Linked DNA regions of Homo sapiens: region 1 is linked to region 2. Evidence: chromatin loops called from intact Hi-C (ENCODE). Cell type or tissue: PC-3. All regions are shown on one strand. Each heading gives the region's core, and the rest is flanking DNA. Links, peaks and the distances in the headings are about the cores only.

Region 1 (10,410 bases), core at 1,023-9,022, 260 kb before region 2:
GTCTGTTTATGCCTTTTTTACAACAGAACTTTTAATGGATGCGTAGTATTCCACTGAGTCTGCCATAATTGACTCATCCACTCTCCAACTGTTGGAAATGTGTGTCATTTCCAGTGTGTTTGTTTGTTTTCTTCTAAACAACTCTAAAATGTAGATCCTTCAGTATCCTTTATTATTTCCTTAGCATAAATTGCTGAAAGTAAAATTGCCATATAATGGAGACACATAATTCACAGCTTTTGATGTAAACTGCCAGCTTGTCCTCGAGAAACAGTAAACCAATTTAAGGCAGGTTGGTTTTCTAAAGACTGCTATACTATGTACTGTGTATTTGGGAAAACAGAAAACAAACAAACGAGAAGTCCCTCAAGCCTCATATGCCCCTCCCTGCACTTGTAACCATACCATCTTCTTGGGCAGGCGCTGAGCCTCTTGCCTCCCAGGTGTCCAGGCAGCAATTCCACGAATGCAGCTCACTGTCCCTCATATGGAATAAAGATCTGAGGCTGGGCGTGGTGGCTCACGCCTGTAATCCCAGCACTTTGGGAGGCCAAGGTGGGTGGATCACGAGGTCAGGAGTTCGACGTCAGCCTGGCCAACGTGGTGAAACCCCCGTCTCTACTAAAAATACAAAAATTAGCTGGGCATGGTGGCGGGCACCTGTAGTTCCAGCTACTCGGGAGGCTGAGGCAAGAGAATCGTTTGAACCAAGGAGGCGGAGGTTGCAGTGGACTGAGATCACACCATTGCACTCCAGCCTGGGTGACAGGGTGAGACTCTGTCTCAAAAAAAAAAATATTTGTAAGGCAAGAAAAAAACCCATAATTTCCGCTATTTTTATTAAGGGCAGCTCCTTGAGACTCTCTGAACAGGGCTAATTTCCATTTTCTGAGAACTCAATAACCCTCTCTCTCCACAGAAAAAAAATAAATCAAAACAAAATATAAATTCCTTAGGGGACTCCTCTCTGATCTCTGCAAAGATTTAATGGCAGAGTGGAAGCAAAGTCTTAAGGTACTTCAACAGCTTAACCACATAGCATACCTATGCATTTGCCGCACATCAGGCAGGGCTGCAATTGTGTCTGTCCAAGTAAACACAGGGGCGCCCCTTGATAATATCCCTTGTTGGCTTTTCTTTTTTCCAAAGTCAAAAAGTTGAATCAAAACAACTCTACCAATGCCTCATAAAACTAGTGGGTTTCTTCATTCAGGATACCTTCGTGAAGATTTTCTGCACTTGCTTTTTCTTTGAACGATCTAAGCTGCGAGCATTCTGAAGCCCAGAGATCACGGTTTCGAATGTTAAGTTTATTCTTGACATCTTCTCCTCTTTCTTTTCCTAGTCCTCTTTTTAATGATGGACCCACAGATTCCTAATATTTCCTCCAAGTTCCTTAGCCTCCCCAGAAGCCATGCTTAAGATCTTATGATGGCTGTTATTTGGGAGGTGGCCAGAGGAAGGGCCACAGGACACTGACAGCGTGGTATATATGCTCACCTGGCTGGCTTCATTTCCTTGCCTGTACATAGAAGGCATCCAGGCCTCCTTCTGCCCTGTGTGCCCACGGGTATATCACAAAGACAGGCATTGCAGTGAGAGAGCCATTTCCAGCCGATCTTCACAGTTGCTTCAATAATGTCGACAGGTGTTTACTTTATTCAGCTGGGGGCACAGTTAAGACTCGATCATCATGGACCGTCATGGGCCCTGGAGAACATAGATGTTACACTGGGGGCAGCAGTTGTAATATTTTTAGATTAGAAGGGGAAAAAATGAAAGGGAAAATGTGATTCTTATAGTGTGAGGCTTTAGAAGAGATGCAATACTTAGCTGTGGCTTCTGTCTACCTCTAGCCTGTGCGTGCTAGTGCTTCCTCAAATCCCAGCTTAGATGTGGCCTGCTGTGGCAACTCTGGTCTCTCTTCAATGCCACAAACTTCTGGCTCTGACAACCACTCCCAGCTCCACTGCTGCGACTCTGTAGTACCTAATGTAAACTCCCTTGAGTTTCAATGAGCAGGAGACTCTCACCGACCCAGTTTATTTTTTTCTCTGTTGTGTAACAAGTCAGAGTTTGTGGGCTCAAGGCTGGGCCTCACCGTGGTCTGGTCAGCTGGGGCCAGGAAGTATAAGGGAGAAGAGGTTCCTATTAGGCCAACCCTTCCATGTGGCAGGGAGGTGGGAGGGGTCTTCTTACTTAGAAGATACTTGTGGTGCCAGAAAGGCCTCCATCTATGAATTAATATTCTAGCAGGGAGGAGAGGAAGAGAAATTTGAATAACCCAGACAGCCCATGCTGAAGCCGGATCCACCCCACATGAGTTCTCTTTGTCAGGTGTAGGAGGCACACGAAAGAAGAGGGGTAGAAGGAGACGGGTATTAAAAAGACAAGAGCCTTCTCCAAGTGAGATATTCCACCCTGAGTCTCAGAAACCTTAACAGAGCCTGGACTGTCCTCACACTGAAGTGCCTGCTCATCTGAAAAGCCAGGAAGCAAGCACAGGCTCCCCACGGGGAATCTCCAGACACAAAGGGATCCCTCCTCTCACCCGTCTCTGCATTGTCTTCCAGAACATCCGGAGGTGTGTGCCTGGGAGGAGGGCAGAACTGAACATGACTCGCCCGAAGAGCTGGGTGGCAAGGCTTCTGTGCAGGCAGCAGTTTTCATTCCCATGGAGTTCTCACTCTTGAGGAGGCAACTGGGAACCTCCTCCTCCTCATCCTCATCCCTTTGGTGCCTTCTTTGCAGAGAAGCAGCTTACAGCTCCCTCTGAATGGTGGGGACTGAGCTGATTTGCCCTTGCACTTATGGGAGCTCTGGGACAACGAGCTGGCTCCAAAGCTTAAAAAATCATCAGAAACTGAGGCTCAAAATCCTTCCTGAGGAGCCAGACTGTCTGCTAGATGCCTCAGCACACTGGGAGTGACGCTGGGCTGCAGGCAGTTCTGAGGTTTAAGGCACAGATCGCTGTCTGGTCCTTGTGGACTCTTCCAGGCCATCCTTTTTTTTCACCAAACAGTACATGCTGGGCATGGTCTATGGCATCATCAAGGAGAGCACACCCTCTCCCCATGGCTGGGAACTCTGCATTTCCACCATTACGCCTCCCAAGGTGAACCAAGGCCTGCAAATGTAGCTCTCAGAGTCCCACAGCTCCATGCCCTGTGCAGAGACCTTCCGTCCCCACTGTGGTCAGCCATTGGCTGCTCCACCAACCACAGCGACCTTCAGCTGAGGCTGTGCAAGGAAGAGGCTGTGGTGAAGAGGTCAAGCTGTGGACTTAGGCCAGGTTCAAATCCTGGCTCTGTGTCATGGGGAAGTCACTTCCCTCTCAGCCTGTTTCCTTACCTGTAGAATTGGGTAAAATACCATCCCTTCAGAATCAAAGGATTAAATTCTAGCTAGATTAAAGGAGATAATGGGTGCAAATGGCTTCACACAGATAGTGCTTGGTGTAATTAGGCAGAATCAGTAGCTCTCATTTATCATTCATTTATTCACACACACACATTATCATAGGCACTTTCTATGTGGCAGGCACTGGGCTAGGTGCTAGCATGTGAAGAAATCAGACAAATAAACAATTACTTTTACTGCAGCACATAGAAGCACTGAGTATTGTGCAAATATATGGAAAAGACTTCTAACTCAGGTTGGGGGAGGAAATCAAGGAAGGCTTCCAAGAGGAGGTGGCAGCAGTGAGCCAGGAAAAGAGGGGTGGTGGGAGACAAGGGTGTACTTGGCAGAGGCAGCAGCATGTTCCAAAGCCCAGGGGGTTATGAAAGAGTCTCCTGTGCTGGGACCCACAAGGCCACAGCCCTGGCTGCTACCTAACACCACGGGAGCCAATTGTTTTCTCTATGAATTTGAAGGCTGGCAATGTATCTGTGCATATGATTTCTGATATAAACACACATATAATGCTATTAGGTTCAAATGCTTCCAAGCCAGTGCCTCACAGAGGAAACACTTGCAAACAGTCAACATCTGTGGCATAAAGGAATCCAGTGCTGGTGATGGGGGCTGTGGTTTTAAATTTAATAACATTTTTATTCACTCGAGGATAGTTTCTATTCAGCCCTGCGGCCCTCAGAGCCAGGCTAATTTGCACACGGCAGAGACACTCAGGTTTGTTTTTACCCAGAGCAGGAGATAATAAATAGATGAGGGTGAAAATTCTAATTGGATAAAGGTAGTTTGACTGTAGGCGAAAATAAAAGTAAAAATCCTCATGAACTAACCAGTTTCATGTGTTACCAAGTGGTGCCTCCAGCCGGGCCACTCCAGCCAGTCATTCAGGATAACAGACAGGCTGATGTTTCAATGACTCATCTTTGCAACAGCAGGGTCAAGACCAGAGGTTAAGAGACATATTTCAATTTAATAAACCATCTGTAGGAAATGCAAGGTTTTCAGTTTAGTGTCTTTGGCTTCCCTATCTAAATACATTTACATTAAGGTCCAGCACATCTCTAATTAAAATCTAAACTGTATTCCAGACTCACATCCAAAGAATGGCATTGAGTTCTGCGAAGACCTAGCCCACTGACTTGTGAGTTCATATTTGAAAGCTCTTCAACTCTTCCCTCCCCAATACACCATTTTCCATTTTTCACCTAGGTGGCAGTAACCTTGCTATGAATATAACTAGGGCTCATTTCTCCTCCCAGCAGATATAACTGTCACTTCATAAAAATAGTCAGAAATCTTCAAATGATTCATCCCATCAGCAGCATAACAATAGCTTAGAAATATACTAGATTTTCAGACATAGCTCTTACATGTCAGAGAACGGGGAGAAAAAAATGCACCGTAAAGCCAATTAAGTCTACTCGTAGAATACTAACTCCAGGCTCCACCGTCCACACCCAGCAGTTCTCAGCCCTGGCTGCACATTAAGATCACCTAGGAAAGATTCAAGTACACTAAAGGGATGGAATAACTAAAAATAATGAGGTCTCCAGAATGATTTAGAACTATCCACCAAGCTCCATTGATACCGTTTGAATAAGGTCTGTGGATTAGTGAATGGTATTGTATCAATGTTAATATCCTGGCTTTGATAGCTGCGCTGTGGTTATGTAAGATGTTAACATTTGGAAAAACCGGGGGAAGGATACACAGGACTGCTTTGTACTATTTCACATCTTTTTTTGGAAGTCTGAAATTATTTCAAATGAAAAGTTAAAAAAAAATTTTTTAAAGAAAGTAACTGGAAAAAAAAAATACCAAGAAAACCTTTAAAACATACCAGTGCCTAGGCCCCACCTCAGACCAGTTAAATGGAATCACTGTGTACAGAGCCTGGGTTTCAGTATTTTTAAAACCTCTCCAGTGATTTTAATGTGTAGCTAGAATTGAAAACACTGTTCTGGTGAGGTTAGGGGTGGGTGAAGTGATTCTGATTCCAGTTTTCCCACTTTTGTCACACCCTGCTCCATGACTTCAGGCAGGTCATTGAAACTCACTAAGCCTCAGTGGCCTTATCTGTTAAATGGGGAGACTAAGCTGTAGCTGAGTATATTGATATTGTGACAGTAGAAGGAAAGTGCAGGTAGAAAAGGCTTTATACAGTTTCAAGAACTGTAGAAACAGCAGGTGTTGGTGAGTCATTTCCTCTAAAGAGAAGCATCAGTACTTAACAGCCCCAGTACCTTTAGAATGCAATGACATACGCCGGGCATGGCGGCTCATGCCTGTAATCCCAGCACTTTGGGAGGCCAAGGCGGGTGGATCACGAGGTCAAGAGATCGAGACCATCCTGGCCAACATGGTGAAACCCCGTCTCTACTAAAACTACAAAAATTAGCTGGGTGTGGTGGCACACACCTGCAGTCCCAGCTACTCGGGAGGATGAGGCAGGAGAATCGCTTGAACCTGGGAGGCGGAGCTTGCAGTGAGCCGAGGTTGCAGTGAGCTGAGATTGCGCCACTGCACTTCAGCCTGGTGACAGAGTGAGACTCTGTCTAAAAAAAAAAAAAAAAGAATGCAATGACATGCCAGTAAATTAATAGGGGTAGCCTAGTGGTCAAAAAGTGGACACTTCCCTTATAACCAGGGCTTCCTTTCCTTTGATCACCTCAACCCAACCTTGCCTTGCATCTCTTCTTTTTTTTTTTTTGAGACGGAGTTTCACTCTTGTTGCCCAGGCTGAAGTGCAATGGTGCAATCTCAGCTCACCACAACTTCCACCTCCTGGGTTCAAGCGATTCTCCTGCCTCAGCCTCCCAAGTAGCTGGGATTACAGGCATGCACCACCATGCCCAGCTAATTTTTGTATTTTTAGTTGAGACAGGGTTTCTCTATGTTGGTCAGGCTGGTCTCGAACTCCCGACCTCAGTGATCTGCTCGCCACGGCCTCCAAAAGTGCTGGAATTACAGGCGTGAGCCACCATGCCTGGGCCCTTGCCTTACATCTCTACAGTGACAAGGATGTCTGTCCTTGGACCACACACCATCAGATTTCGCTACCTAGGTTTTTCCTTTTCTATGCTGGCTTATGACCTAAAGGATAGGTGATGATCTCTATTTATTAAAAAGAACTATCTTCTATTTGTTCTTGTAACCACTCCATCTATAATAATGGTTCTTAAACTGTAGCATGCACTAGAATCTCCTGAAGGATTATGAAAATATATGTTGCACAGAAATGTTCATAGCAGCAATATTCCTACTATGGTTTGAATGCCCCTCCAAAATTTATGTTGAAACTTAATCCCCAAGGTGGGAGTATTGAGAAGTGGGGCATTTGAGCGGTGATTGAATCATAAAGGCCCTGCCCTTATGAATGTGTTAATCCATTCATGGATTAATGGGTTGATGAAATAACAGATTATCCAGGAAGGGACACTGGTGGCTTTACCAAAGGAAGGAAGACCTGAGATAGCAGTTAGCATGCTCAGCCCCCTTGCCATGTGATACCCTGCACTGTCTCAGGACTCTTCAAAGTATCCCCAAGCACAAGAAGGCTCTCACCAGATGCACCCCCCAACCCCAACCTTAGACTTCTCTGCCTCCATAACTGTAAGAAATAAATAAATTCCTTTTCTTTATAAATTACCCAGTTTCGGGTATTCTGATAAAAGCAACAGAAAATGGACTAAGACAATTCCTAACAGCCAAAAGGTAGAAAAAACCCAAGTGTCCACCAACTCATGAATATGTAAGCAAAGTGTGGTATATCCACATTATGGAATATGATTTGGCCATAAAAAGGAATGAAGTGCGAATACCTCCTGTAACATGAATGAGCCTTGAAAACATTATGCTCAGTGAAAGAAGCCAGACACAACAGGTCTATATTGTAGTTTTCTTTTCTTTTCTTTTTTTTTCTATTTCTTCCTGGTTCAATCTTGGGAGGTTGTGTGAAAAGGAAATTTACCAATTTCCTCTAGATTTTCTTATTGATTTATTTTATTTTACTTTAAGTTCTGGGATACGTGTGCACAATGTGCAGGTTTGTTACATAGGTATACATGTGCCATGGGGGGTTGCTGCACCTATCAACCCTTCATCTAGGTTTTAAGCCCCATATGCATTAGCTATTTGTCCTAATGCTATCCCTCTCCTTGCCCCCCAACTCCCAACAGGCCCCGAGGTATGATGTTCCCCTCCCTGTGTCCATGTATTCATTGTTGAATTCCCACTTATGAATGAGAACATGCAGTGTTTGGTTTTCTGTTCCTGTGTTAGTTTGCTTAGAATGATGGTTTCCAGCTTCATCCATATCACTGCAAAGGACATGAACTCAACCTTTTTATGGCTGCATAATATTCCATGGTGTATATGTGTCACAGTTTTTTTATCCAGTCTATCATTGATGGGCATTTGGGTTGGTTCCAAGTCTTTGCTATTGTAAACAGTGCTGCAATAAACATATATGTGCATGTGTCTTTATAGTAGAATGATTTATAATCCTTTGGGTGTATACCCAGTAATGGGATTGCTGGATCAAATGGTATTTCTGGTTCTAGATCCTTGAGGAATCGCCACACTGTCTTCCACAATGGTTGAACTAATTTACACTCCCACCAACAGTGTAAAAGCATTCCTATTTCTCCACAGCCTCACCAGTATCTGTTGTTTCCTAACTTTTTAGTGATCGCCATTCTAATTGGAATGAAATGGTATCTCATTGTGGTTTTGACTTACATTTCTTTAATGACCAGGATGATGAGCTTTTTTTCATGTTTCTTGGCCGCATAAATGTCTTCTTTTGAGAAGTATCTGTTCATATCTTTCACCCTCTTTTTGATGGGGTTGGTTTTTTTTTTTTTTTTGGTCTAAATTTGTTTAAGTTCCTTGTAGATTCTAGATATTAGACTTTTGTCAGATGGATAGATTGCAAAAATTTTCTTCCATTCTGTAGGTTGCCTGTTCACTCTGATGATAGTTTCTTTTGCTGTGCAGGTATTTTTCTATTTATACAAAATGTCCAGAATAGGCAAATCCACAGAGACAGAACATACGTTCGTGACTGCTAGGGCTAGGGAACATGATGGGAGCAGAGGGGATACCTAAAGAGTACAGGGTTTCCTTATGAGGTAATGAAAATGTTTTAAAATGATTGTGTTGATAATTGCATAAATCTGTGAATACACTAAAAACCATTAAACTGTACACTTTAAATGAGTTAATTGTATGGTATGTGAATTACATATCAATAAACCTGCCAAAATGCATTAAAAAGTATATCTACTTCTCAAAAAAAAAAAACCCCACAAATATCTGGGCCTTAACTCCAGAGTTTCTGACTCAGTCTACCTAGGGTAGAACCCAAGAATTCACGTTTCTAACAAGTTTCCAGGTGACACTGATGCTGCTGGTTCTGAGGACCGCACTACAAGAGCCACGGATCTATAGTATTCTTAGTCTGATTGCCTAATAAAATGCAGGAGGGCTCTGTGCACGTCTTCTAGGTCTTTGGAGATCTGCATTCCCCTTTTTGTTTTTATTTTCTTATACTGGGATGGTCACAGCATGAGGAAGTGAAGTCTTCTGATTTATCTCTTGTAAGAGCAGTAGACGCCCAATGCAAGACATACCCCTGAACACAGGCTCCCCGTCGGTAAGTGGTTTTCTCAGGGTGTTGAAAATAATTCCTCGTGGCATTTGATGTGACTGGCTTGGATGCAAAAAGTATCCAAGAGTCTTTTCTAAACCTTCATCTTGACTGTAATTTAGAGTTAACTTATTCTTTAACTGAGGGGGCCTCATTAGGTATCTTGCATCAAAATCTTTAATACTGTTATAATACGCACATCTATTATCCCACAATTTCCCTTCTACAAATGTATTCTGAAGGAAGTAATAGGGATGTGTGCAAAGATTTGATTGTAAGGACATTCATCATAAATGTATTCAATAGCAAAAATTTAGAAACCACTTAAATGTTCAATCATAAGAGATTAAATAAAATATGATGCTTCTGTTGCATGTCATTTTCTGAATAAACCTTTTATTTTAGAACACTTTAGATTCACAGAATCACTGTGAAGCCAGCATAGAGAGTTTCCGTATACCCACACCCAGTTCCCCTATTATTCACATCTTACACTAGTATGGTATATTTGGCACAATTAATGAACCAATACTGATAAATTTTGATTAACTAAACTGCATACTTTATTCAGATTTTCTTACTTTTTACCAAATGTCTTATTTGTCCCCTAAACTCCTCTTGACTTGACCATTTCTCAGATTTTCCTTGTTTTCAATGATCTTGAGAGTTTGGAAAAGTACCAGTCAGGTATTTTGTAGAATGTCTCTCCACTTGGATTTGTCTGATGTTTTTCTCGTGATTGAACTGGGGTTATGTATTCTGGGAGAAAGACCACAGAAGTAAGGAGCCATTCTTTTCTTTTTTTCTTTTTTTTTTTTTTTTTTGAGATGGAGTCTCACTCCGTCGCCAGGCTGGAGTGCAGTGGTGCAATCCAGGCTCGCTGCAAGCTCAGCCTCCCGGGTTCACGCCATTCTCCTGCCACAGCCTCCCTAGTAGCTGGGACTACAGGCATGGGCCACCATGCCTGGCTAATTTTTTGTATTTTTAGTAGAGACGGGGTTTCACTGTGTTAGCCAGGATGGTCTCGATCTCCTCACCTCGTGATCCACCCACCTCGGCCTCCCAAAGTGCTGGGATTACAGGTGTGAGCCACCGTACCCGGCCTAAAGTGCCATTCTTATCACCTCATATCAAAGATACACACTATCAACACCACTTATCACTGTTGATGTTGACTTTGATCACTTGGCAGAGTTACTGTTTTTCAGGTGTTTCCACTGTAAATTTACTCTCTTTTTTGCTCTTTTCATGCTGTACTCTTTGGAGGAAAGTCACTATGCACAGCCCACGCTTTAGGAGTGGGAGTTTATGTTTCATCCCCTTAAGGACAGGACAACTACATGAAT
Region 2 (10,410 bases), core at 1,260-9,259:
ACAATCCCATTTTTGTAACTAGAAAAAATATATGCAGACATACACGAAAAAAACATTTCTAAGTGGTGGATTTTAGGTGATTTTAATTGTTTTGTCATTATTGTCTAGAATCTGTACAGTTAGTAAGCATTATTTTTGTACTACAAGTTATTAAAAATAAGTTTTTTAAAAAAACTATGTTTTTAAGACCTATATCTTTTGTTTCACTCTTACCTTATTTAACATACATCCTAATACTACCAATATCAGTATATGTCCTTATCTTATTAAATTTGAGGGCATGTGTCATGTGTCATGTGTCCCTAAAACATGCACAACAAATATTTGGTGAGTGAACACTAGAAGCTGTTTCAGCAGATAAAACTCCAAACTTGGCCAGGCGCAGTGGTTCACGCCTGTAACCCCAGCACTTTGGGATCCAGGCGGGTGGATCACCTGAGGTCAGGAGTTTGAGACCAGTCTGGCCAACATGGCAAAACCCCGTCTCTGCTAAAAGTACAAAAATTAGCCAGGTATGGTGGCGCACCCTGTAGTTCCAACTACTCAGGAGGCTGAGACAAGAGAATCACTTGAACCCGGGAGGCAGAGGTTGCAGTGAGCCAAGATCGCGCCACTGCACTCCACTCTGGGCGACAGAGTCACAGACACTCAGTCACAAAAAAAAAAAAAAAAAAAAAAAAAGAGAAGAAGAAGAAAGAAAAAACACCAGATTTAGAGTCAAAAGAACTGGGTTCTAGTCCTGTTGTACTATTAGCTATTAGCTGTATAACTTTAGATAAAATAAATCACTATTTACTACATTTTCTTATTTCTACATTATACAATTGACTGATTTATGTCCCTTTAGGATCTAAAACTCTACAACTCTGACTACTGATATGCTAGTCACTGCTCACAATACAATAATCAAGAAGTGGAGAAAGGGAGACATTTGTTGGTTACGCTCTACTATCGCACAGTCCTCTCTTTTTCCCGCCCTGTATCTCCTTCTATTCTCCCTATACCTCAGCCTTACCTATGACAACCATCCCCAAGATTTCATGTCACTGGGGGAGAACAGTGCAGTCTGTTATGCAGGTGCAGAAAGACAGCCATAAGGGATCTGAGTCCAACTGTTCTGTTCCTCCTGCACAACATGGTACAAAGGAGAGCTTATTCCAAGAAAAAGGGTATCTCTGACTTATGGAATGTCTGACGATTCTATACTAGATTTAAAAAAGGAAAAAAGAACAGGTTTGGAAATATTCTGGGGAAAAGAAAGTCATCTGCACCTTAAGATCTCAAATAACAAACAGGTATACCATGTCAGGCCCAACAGTGACAAATGAAGTTCACTGTAAGTAATTAGAGAGAAACCAAGCTGGCTAATACGTATTGCATGGAAAGCTTCTAGCACTGACTAAGAACAAGGATTTATGGGGTTCACAGAGAAAGGGTAGAAATCATTAAATTCTATCAACTTTGTCCCCTGAAAAGAATTAAAAAAAAAAAAGGTAAATTGTAACACATTAAGAATAAAAAGAAACCGCAAATCAAAGTGGTACTGCTACCTAAAATTATACTTCCAGGAAATAAGAGTTAGATACAATTAACCCCATTTTACCAGAGAAGAAACTGAGGCTTAGAGAAGTTAAAGACTTGTCCAAGGGTACACGGTCATTAGTGACAAAGTCCAATTCAAACCTAAGATTCCTGACTTTCTAAAAGCAGTGATGGAACAACTACAGGATGTCTATCTCTCCTAGTCCAAAGAAAGAAAATGCATATACTAGTTCGTCTTCATGACCACAAATGTCAACAAATTTGAAGACATCTACCTTTCTTCTCCCAGTAACTGGCTCTCATGCATTCTAGAAGCCCTGCATGGGAGCTGCAGGTCTGCGCTATTAGATGTAATCCATTAGATGTAAACAGCTGGATCAGGGCACACTGGCAAGAATGAGTTCTAGAGTCAGAAAGATCTAAGCATAAATCCCAGGCCTGGTACTTACTAAACTGAGAAATCATCGACATAATCTACCTCAAAGTCTCTGAGAAAGAGTTTCCTAATATGAGAACCTCTTTCATGAGTTGTTCTATGGGCTAAATGAGTTTATTCATACAAATATTTATTGAGTTTGGGAAGCAAAAGGCTAAACCACAGTCCATTCGTTCTTTGTGTGGTACAGGGGTGGGAGGTAGGGAAGAGGATGCCCTGCGCTCCCTCCACCCCAATAAAAGTGATATGGTCAAATCTCCTAGAAAACATATTAATGACAGATCTCCAGGGAAACAAACATGGTATTTGCTAGGTGAGAGTCCTCACCTATGAGAGGCTTTTAATAGGATGCACCATGGTTGTTCACAATTTATGGATTTGAAAGTATGTTTCTCTGGTGGGCTTTGTAACCGAGTATACAAATAGTCCATCTATGCAAGTGTCCATCTAAGCCACACACTATTTAGAGTCTCCTATGTTAACCTGGGCCAGAGCATGCCCTAATTTGGCAAGAAAATAACCAGGGAGCTATAGTGGAGATCCCACACCTCTTCTTGTTTCACTTCTACCTCAGGATTGTTTTTATCCTTGAAATCAGAGGTAAAATTTGACGTTGGGTGTGGTAGGCAGCTTATAAAACAACTCCCAATAATCTGCACCTCCTGGTATTGACACCCTTGTGTAGTCCCCCTACAAGGAACAGAACTGACATGCAACCCCAGGATGTTACAGGAAAGATGGACTGTGACTTCCAAGTCTAGGTCATGAAAGACATTACTGCTTCATCTTTCTCTCCCTCAGCTGTCATTTGCCCTCTCTGATGAGGTCAGTTACCATGTTGTGGCTATCCTGTGAAGAAGACCAGATGAAAAGGAACTGAGAGATGCCTCTGACCAACAGCAGAGGAGGAAATGAATCTGGAAACAACCATGTGAATAAATCTGAGAATGAATGCAACCCTAGCTGAACCTTAAAGTACCATCTGACACCTTCATTACAGCCTTGTGATAGACTGAGAGCCAGAGGACCCAGATGAACCACACTGGGTACCTGACCCACAGAAGCTACAAGATAAATGGTTGCTGCGATAATAAATGGTTATTGCTTTAAACCACCAAGCCATGGGTCAATTTGTTATACAACAATAAATAATTAACATATTAGGTAAGATCTGATTCATGAGTCTGAATCACTATCTCAAATGTAGTCTACTACATGTCAGGTCCTGTTCTAAGCACTTAGGGTACATCAATATACTAGACAAACATTGCTGCCTTTATGGAACTTACAATCAAGGTGAAAGCAATGTAAAAATATACTAAGTAAATACTCCAGTATATTTGAAGGTGATAAAGGACTTTGGAGAAAGGAATGTCAAGCAGGGTTAAAAGGAGTGGTTGGGGAGGGTGAGGAAGACAGCCATGTGGATACTTGAGGAAAATGCATTCCAGCAGAAAAGAGACAGCACCAGTATAAAGGCCCTACGGGCAAAAGCACGCCTGGCACATAAAAGAAACAGCAAGACCAGTACGGAGCATAGAGAACAAGGGGAGAATACTAGCAAACTGGGGGGAAACGGATGAATAGTTTAGGCCCAGGGGGTCATTGGCTTTCACTCTGAGTGAAATGGTATGCCATCAGAGGAGTGATATAATCCGACTTATGTTTTAGAAGGAACACTGTGCCTGCTGTATTGACTAGACAGGAGAATAAAGTGGGGGCACCCCTATTCCTAAGGGGTGCCTGGGAAACAGACTCCTAAGAAATACTCCCAAGGGTACCTGGGAAATAGACTCCTAAGAAATATCAGCCCTCCTTATCTACTCCTACAGCCATACTGGCTATACTCTCCCCCAGCTCCTCATTGCTTCAAGATGCAAAATAAATTTGCTGTGACCTTTTATGCAACCTTTAAATCATAGATACCAACAAAAGCAGGTCACGTAAAGAAGCATCAGCCACTATCTACGAGGAGCAGACTGCAGACCTTCACAAATGTAAGCTAAAGGAATTAAAGAAATCATTTTCACTAACAAAGATTGCTCCTATCTTATATCTAAGGTACACATGGTAAGCCTTGGAAAGTTAATGCTCATGAAAACTGTCTTTTTACTTTTATTATTTCAATTCACAAACCAATTAAAGACACTATTAAAAAATTCTCATTAGCTATTCCATAAAGTACCAGTATTCTCCCACAACCAGCCATGAACTCTTCAGAAGTTATTACAGATTTTAACTAGTGGCCATCTTCCTCTTTTCTAAGATCTAAGCTGCTGCCAGTGAGTGTGCAATGCTAAGGTTTGGCCTCTGCTGTCCCCTAGTGGAATCACATTCTGCTCCTTATGTTACAGAATTTCTGAGCGCCACAAAATGTAGCCAGGCACATAAGGCTAAATTAGAATATTGCTGAAATTATTTTATCTTCTACTATTCTGGGGGAAAAAAATAGTTATATATAAATGCCCATCTTCTACCCACAACCCTCCCCTACCCTCCCCAAATAAAAACATTTTTTAAAGTTGAGAATATCTGATGTCTATTTTCCATTCCCAAATATTTTCTACTTTCAACTGGACATTTTTATAAAAACTGGAAGAGCTTGGTTTTGTACCAAAAGAACTATAAGCCCTAAAGAGAATTGCTTTTTAAAGTGACAGAATGTATCACAGGATAGAGCATTATAAAACTATATTCATATACCTGGCCTCACTTATCTCTAAAGGAGATCATTTTGTTAAAAGGGGTGTGCTGGTTAAGGAAAATACAGGGAAATTTCTCAACTGCTATAGATCAAAAGGAATTTAGAAAGGTAAAATTAATTAATACAGAATTAGGTACTTCAAGACAAAAGTACCCAAATCACTTTTTTAGCTAAAATATGGAAAGAAAAAAAGATTCCCCAAATCTTAGCTATTTTGCTAATGAATTTGTTTTCCTATATCGATATATTATAGTTCAATTGCAAAAGCAAACACTATCTGGCAACTTGGTCTTAATTACAGCCAAATACACAGGATTTTAATTAGATTCTAATTTTAATTTAGCCTTTATTCAATTCAATTATTCAGTCTCATGGCCCACAAAACTTTCTAATTATCTTTAAGCCCATTATTGGCAAGTTTTAAACTGCCAGAAAAAAAAAAAAAAAAAAGCATTATATATGCTAAACCTTTCCACATACTATACATCTAAAATAGTCAAGTAAAAATACTTTTAATTGGTTACAAAAGGTCAAACAGGCTTGTGCTTTAAAAGTTAACGACCATACTAAAAATTACATTAAAACATTTTTTTCAGATTAGTATTCTCTCTCTTCAGACACAATAATGTGATGTTGTTCTAACTCCTCTTCATCTCCTCAGTCATTAAGACCCAATTTAATGTTCACCACGGCATGTTCAACTACATAAAATTTTCAACAACTTCTCTAGGAACCAAGAACCTTGAAATATTCCCCCCTCTAGAATCTTTTCCTGATTTATATTGACATGTCCAATAATCTTCATATAGGGAGAATTTTACTGCTAAATGTATTCTATTTATGAATCAGTCTGCCCTGTCCCCATCAATACCACTGGCACATCTAAAAAGAATGTAATACATATGAAAATAATCACATTAAAGAATACACTATATTAAAGATATCGAAAAGGAAAAGAAAAAATAAAAATAAAAAGCGCCTACACCCCTGGCCCAATGCACTTGTGAGATACCATATCCAACCCTGCCTATCCAGAGGCCCACAGGAGCACAGAATGCAGATATGTGCACAGGTACATGTAAAAATTTACACAACTACACATTTACTGAGGAGAATAACAGTGGAGAAGGTCATTCCACCAACCACCACTGATGACTTTCCAAAATACTCACTATGAATGACAATCAAAACAGGTACTCGCCGGGCACTGTGGCTCACACCTGTAATCCCAACACTTTGGGAGGCTGAGGCGGGCGGATCACTTGAGGTCAGGAGTTCAAAACCAACCTGGCCAACATGGTGAAACGCCATCTCTACTAAAAATACAAAAATTAGGCAGGTGTGGTGGCACGCGCCTATAGTCCCAGCTACTTGGGAGGCTGAGGCAGGAGAATCACTTGAACCCGGGAGGCGGAGGTTGCAGTGAGCTGAGATTGTGCCACTGCACTCCAGCCTGGGTGACAGAGCGACACTCTGTCTCAAAAAAAACAAAACAGAACAAAACAAAAACCATGTACTCAATACATTAAAGACCAATGAGGCACCATCTACCCCCTCATAAAAATGGAGAACAGGCAACTATTCTACCCATGTCCCATTTTAGTTAGTTCCAAGAAGAAAGAAAGTTCTAAAAACAAGTTTGTCTAAATGTACAGTATCATATACAAAACCTAATCCTAACTGCATTGCTTGTTTAAAACTACATCATTAATTGCAATTAAAAGACTTATTTTTGAACCCACTAATTCATAAATCCTATTTTTAAATAGTCTTTCATTATTATACTGTTCTCTCCCTTCTTTCATGCTGGTCAAAAGAAGCACATTTAATTTGAGTGCATTTTTATTATAAACCACGTTTAAAGATGGCCCACAGGATAAACATGAATCAATCAAAAAAAACAAAAAAAAAAAACACTTAAACACTCATACATTCAAACATCTTATGAAAATTAAATAGAATTTTAAGAAGATCTATTTCTTGCTAGGCTATAAAAAGACATAAAAACCTTCACTTCAGCTGAAACAAAAAGTGACCACATAAAAACAAAAACAAAAAAATTTTCTTCAAAGCTACCCAAAAAATATAAATGTATAGAAATCTAAAAGAACTAAACGCCAAGGGGACTTCCTAGGTAAGCAAGGGATAGCGTACACTTTCATACTTGGGGCCACTTGCTGAAGTGGACACAGGGCAGGTGGTAAAGCAAGCCTGCCAAACAGGACAGTCTGTGCTCGGGCCTAAAGATCCTCACATCCCTGGGAAAGTTTTGAGAAGAGTTTGTGGCATGAAATTGGAAGCAACCATTGGTCCAGTTAGACCAATCCTGGAATCCATATGATAAATACCCAATCATCCAGTTTTGATGAGAAAGAAAACAGAGCAAAAATGTAAAACTGAATAAATAGTCCATCTGTGGCTAACCATAATCATAATCTAAAGATCATAATAAATTCCAATTCTTAAACACTACAAACATCAGCAAGACAAATGTACATTGAAACTTTATTCAGCTCTCTATTTTCTTAAGATCCATTTCTGGATGTGGAATTACTAAGACAAAAACAAGAACTGTAAGGTTGTTAATAAGTATTACCATATGCTATCCAGAAAAATGTTAACCATTTACAATTCCACCAAGAATGTATACCTCCCAGCTTTGCTGCTACAGCTTAACAGCAATGACAGATTGTGTAATCCTTTTTGATTCATTCATATACCTTTCTATGCCACTTAATTCCAAATGACTGACTTTACTATGGTTTTTTTTTATTTGTTTTGTTTTGTTGTTTTTGAGACAGAGCATCACTCTGTCGCCCAGGCTGGAATGCAGTGGTGCGATCTCGGCTCACTGCAACCTCCGCCTCCCGGGTTCACGTGATTCTCCTGCCTCAGCCTCCCAAGGAGCTGAGACTACAGGCGCACACCACCACTCCTGGCTGATTTTTTTGTATTTGTAGTAGAGACAGGGTTTCACCATGTTGCTCAGGCTGGTCTTGAACTCCTGACCTCGTGATCCGCCCACCTCGGCCTCCCAAAGGGCTGGGATTACAGGCATGAGCCACCATGCCCAGCCTACTACATTCTTTTCTAGACAGTTCCTCATACCTCTTGAGCAAACATAGGATACTTTTGGGAGGAAGTGGGGAGTATAGGAAGAAGGAGAGATAGGGAGTGGTCTTCAGCAATGTCTCTGTTTCCTGAACTAGGAAGAAAGGAAAAAGAGATATCTATGATTCCAAATCACTTAGCCTCTTATTAGCCTATACTTTAGAAGGTAAGAGCACAAGATCTAGACTAGATAAGCCAGACTGCCTGGGTTCAAATCCTGGCTCTGTGGATCTTTGAACAAATTGTTTAACTGCTCAAAGATTCAGTTTCCTCACCTGAAAATAGGGATTTAATAATACAGTAAGTAGTCCCCCCTCTATCTGTGGTTTCGCTTTCTGTGGTTTCAGTTACCCCCAGTCAACCAAGGCCCAAAAAATATTAAATATATTAAATGGAAAATTCCAGAAATAAACAATTCATAAGTTTTAAATTGCTCACCCTTCTGAGTAGCCTGATAAAATGTCACACCATCCCACTGTGTCCTGCCCACAATGTGAATCATCCCTTTGTCCAGCATATGCACGCTTAAGACCCCACCCACTTGTTACTTAGCTGTCTCAGTTACTAGACTGAAAAAACATAGCATATATTGGGTTTGGTACTGAGATTTCAGGCATCCACTGGGACCTTGGAACATAACCCCTGAGGATAAGTGAGGACTACTGCAGTCCTAGACCTAACTGACAGGTCATTAGGATTCAATGAGATGACTTTCAATGAGCAGTTTTGCTGAAAAGTAAAGTACAAGAAAGTTTAAACAAACTAAAATAAGATTTTTATGGATTTTTTGCAGCACTAATCAAGTCTTAGCCATAATGATTTACAGTAGCTGTCAACTCACACCACAAAATGCCAAACCAGCACTCACTTACCTGATTCCTTTCTTCGTTTATCTGCAGTTGGAAAAGCATGCTTTGTTATTTAGATAGTAGCAAAAGAAAAGAAATTAGTCAGTACACCTACCTGGCAGTTCTACCTGCTCTGTGAATATATGTGTTGGCATCCTCAGGACAATCAAACTGAAGAACCCAATTCACGGCCGGGAAATCTACAGAGAAGGGATGTGAAGTTAAGAAACTGGTTGCAAGATCTGCCCTGCTGCACTATTTTTATCTTAAAATATTGCTTGCCAGGACTTTTCATCACATCAAACTGATGGATATCATCTATGAACTCTATTAAAAATAAAATTAATTGCATGAACCAAGAGATAGTAAACATTTCTCTTGACAAAATGAACTAAAATTAATGACTGTTTGAATATGAAGATTACTTCGTATCTGACACGGAAGAGACAGATTGCTTTGTGTCGGACAAACAGTGAAATACCCTAATATTTAATAACCCGAAAGCACCACTTCTAATGGGGACATGGACAAAGCTGGAAACCATCATTCTCAGCAAACCAACGGGAACAGAAACCCAAACACTGCATGTTCTCACTCATAAGTGGGAGTTGAAGAGTGGACACAGGGAGAGGAACATCACACACTGGGGCCTGTCTGGAGGTGGGGGACTAGGGGAGGGATAGCATTAGGAGAAATACCTAATGTAGATGACGGGTTGATGGATGCAGCAAACCACCATGGCACATGTATACCTATGTAACAAACCTGCACAATCTGTACATGTACCCCAGAACTTAAAGCATAATAAAAAATTAAGTAAAATAAAAACTAGTCAGGCATGGCGCATGCCTGTAGTCCCAGCTGCTGGGGAAGCTGAGGTGGGAGTATCACTTGAGCCTGGTAGATCGAGGCTGTAGTGAGCTATGATCATGCTACTGTACTCCAGCCTATACTAATAAATATGGCATCTGAGATATGCTTTAGAGTACTCCAAGAGGGACAGGGGGAGGATTATGAAAAAGATAATTGTTAAAGCTGGGTATATGAGGGTAGATTAAACATATTCAGCTTTTGTTTATGCTTCAAATTTGCTGTAATTAACAATACAATAAAATTAAGTGACTGAAGGATTCAAATTATCACCTATTTATTCTCACCCTTTGTTCCTAAGTCTAGTTTTCCTCTCTAGTTACGTCCATCCCCGTCCCATTCCCACAAAGCCAGGAGTTGTATAATCAACAAAGCAGGTTTTGAAAATAAATTTAACTACGCTAAATGTAGTTATTTATCAGATAAAAATTAGAATGATGAAAACATGGACTTCACTGATTTTTCTTGTTAAATGAGTTCAGTATCTATAAACAAGTTTCCAATTTTCAAAGAAATGGGAATTGTTTTCATATCTTTAAACTTTTAACCCCCTTTGATTTTGTAGGTTCCTCAGGATTCTATGGTGTGATTATCATGAAATAGTAAAAAAGATGCAAATACTGTGGAAATTTTCACTGATACATCCTTAATGTTAGTCAACTGCTACCAATTTACTACTTACTTTTCTCTTACAAAATAAGAAAAGAAACCCAAGTGTTTGAGTCTATCAGATTTCCCAAAATATACTTTATAAGCAAATTACATTTCACACAATCACAGAAATTTCATGATAGGAAGTTTTCTTACCCAGACCCCTGGCTGCAATATCAGTAGCAAAGAGTACTGCAGCTCTCTTACGGACAAACTCATTATAGACTTCCATTCTTCTCATTTGCTGC

The links. Hi-C counts contacts between places; a loop is a spot of excess contacts. Peaks named below come from ENCODE experiments on the same cell type or tissue, not always from the same donor. Only the 100,000 strongest peaks of a DNase experiment are listed, where the experiment ranks them.
Region 1: it touches region 2 in a loop (4-fold over the local background); 5 of 110 quality-filtered maps call a loop at or near these places.

The regions. Positions count from the first base shown.
Region 1 is chr11:108,952,869-108,963,278 of GRCh38, reverse strand. No RefSeq gene overlaps it. Among named protein-coding and RNA genes, the nearest start is that of DDX10, 290 kb to the right of the region's middle. In PC-3, for the core only: no CTCF peak of the experiment used is centred there; a DNase peak (open chromatin) is centred at 4,308; H3K27ac peaks cover 354 bases.
Region 2 is chr11:108,691,947-108,702,356 of GRCh38, reverse strand. It overlaps DDX10 (DEAD-box helicase 10), which reads right to left. Exons shown (of 18, transcript NM_004398.4): 8 at 10,319-10,410; 9 at 8,757-8,841. LOC124902750 (a long non-coding RNA gene) reads left to right here. Exons shown (of 3, transcript XR_007062881.1): 3 at 2,780-2,850. Among named protein-coding and RNA genes, the nearest start is that of DDX10, 32 kb to the right of the region's middle. In PC-3, for the core only: a CTCF peak has its summit at 4,301 (motif pointing left); DNase peaks (open chromatin) are centred at 4,286 and 8,286; H3K27ac peaks cover 1,251 bases.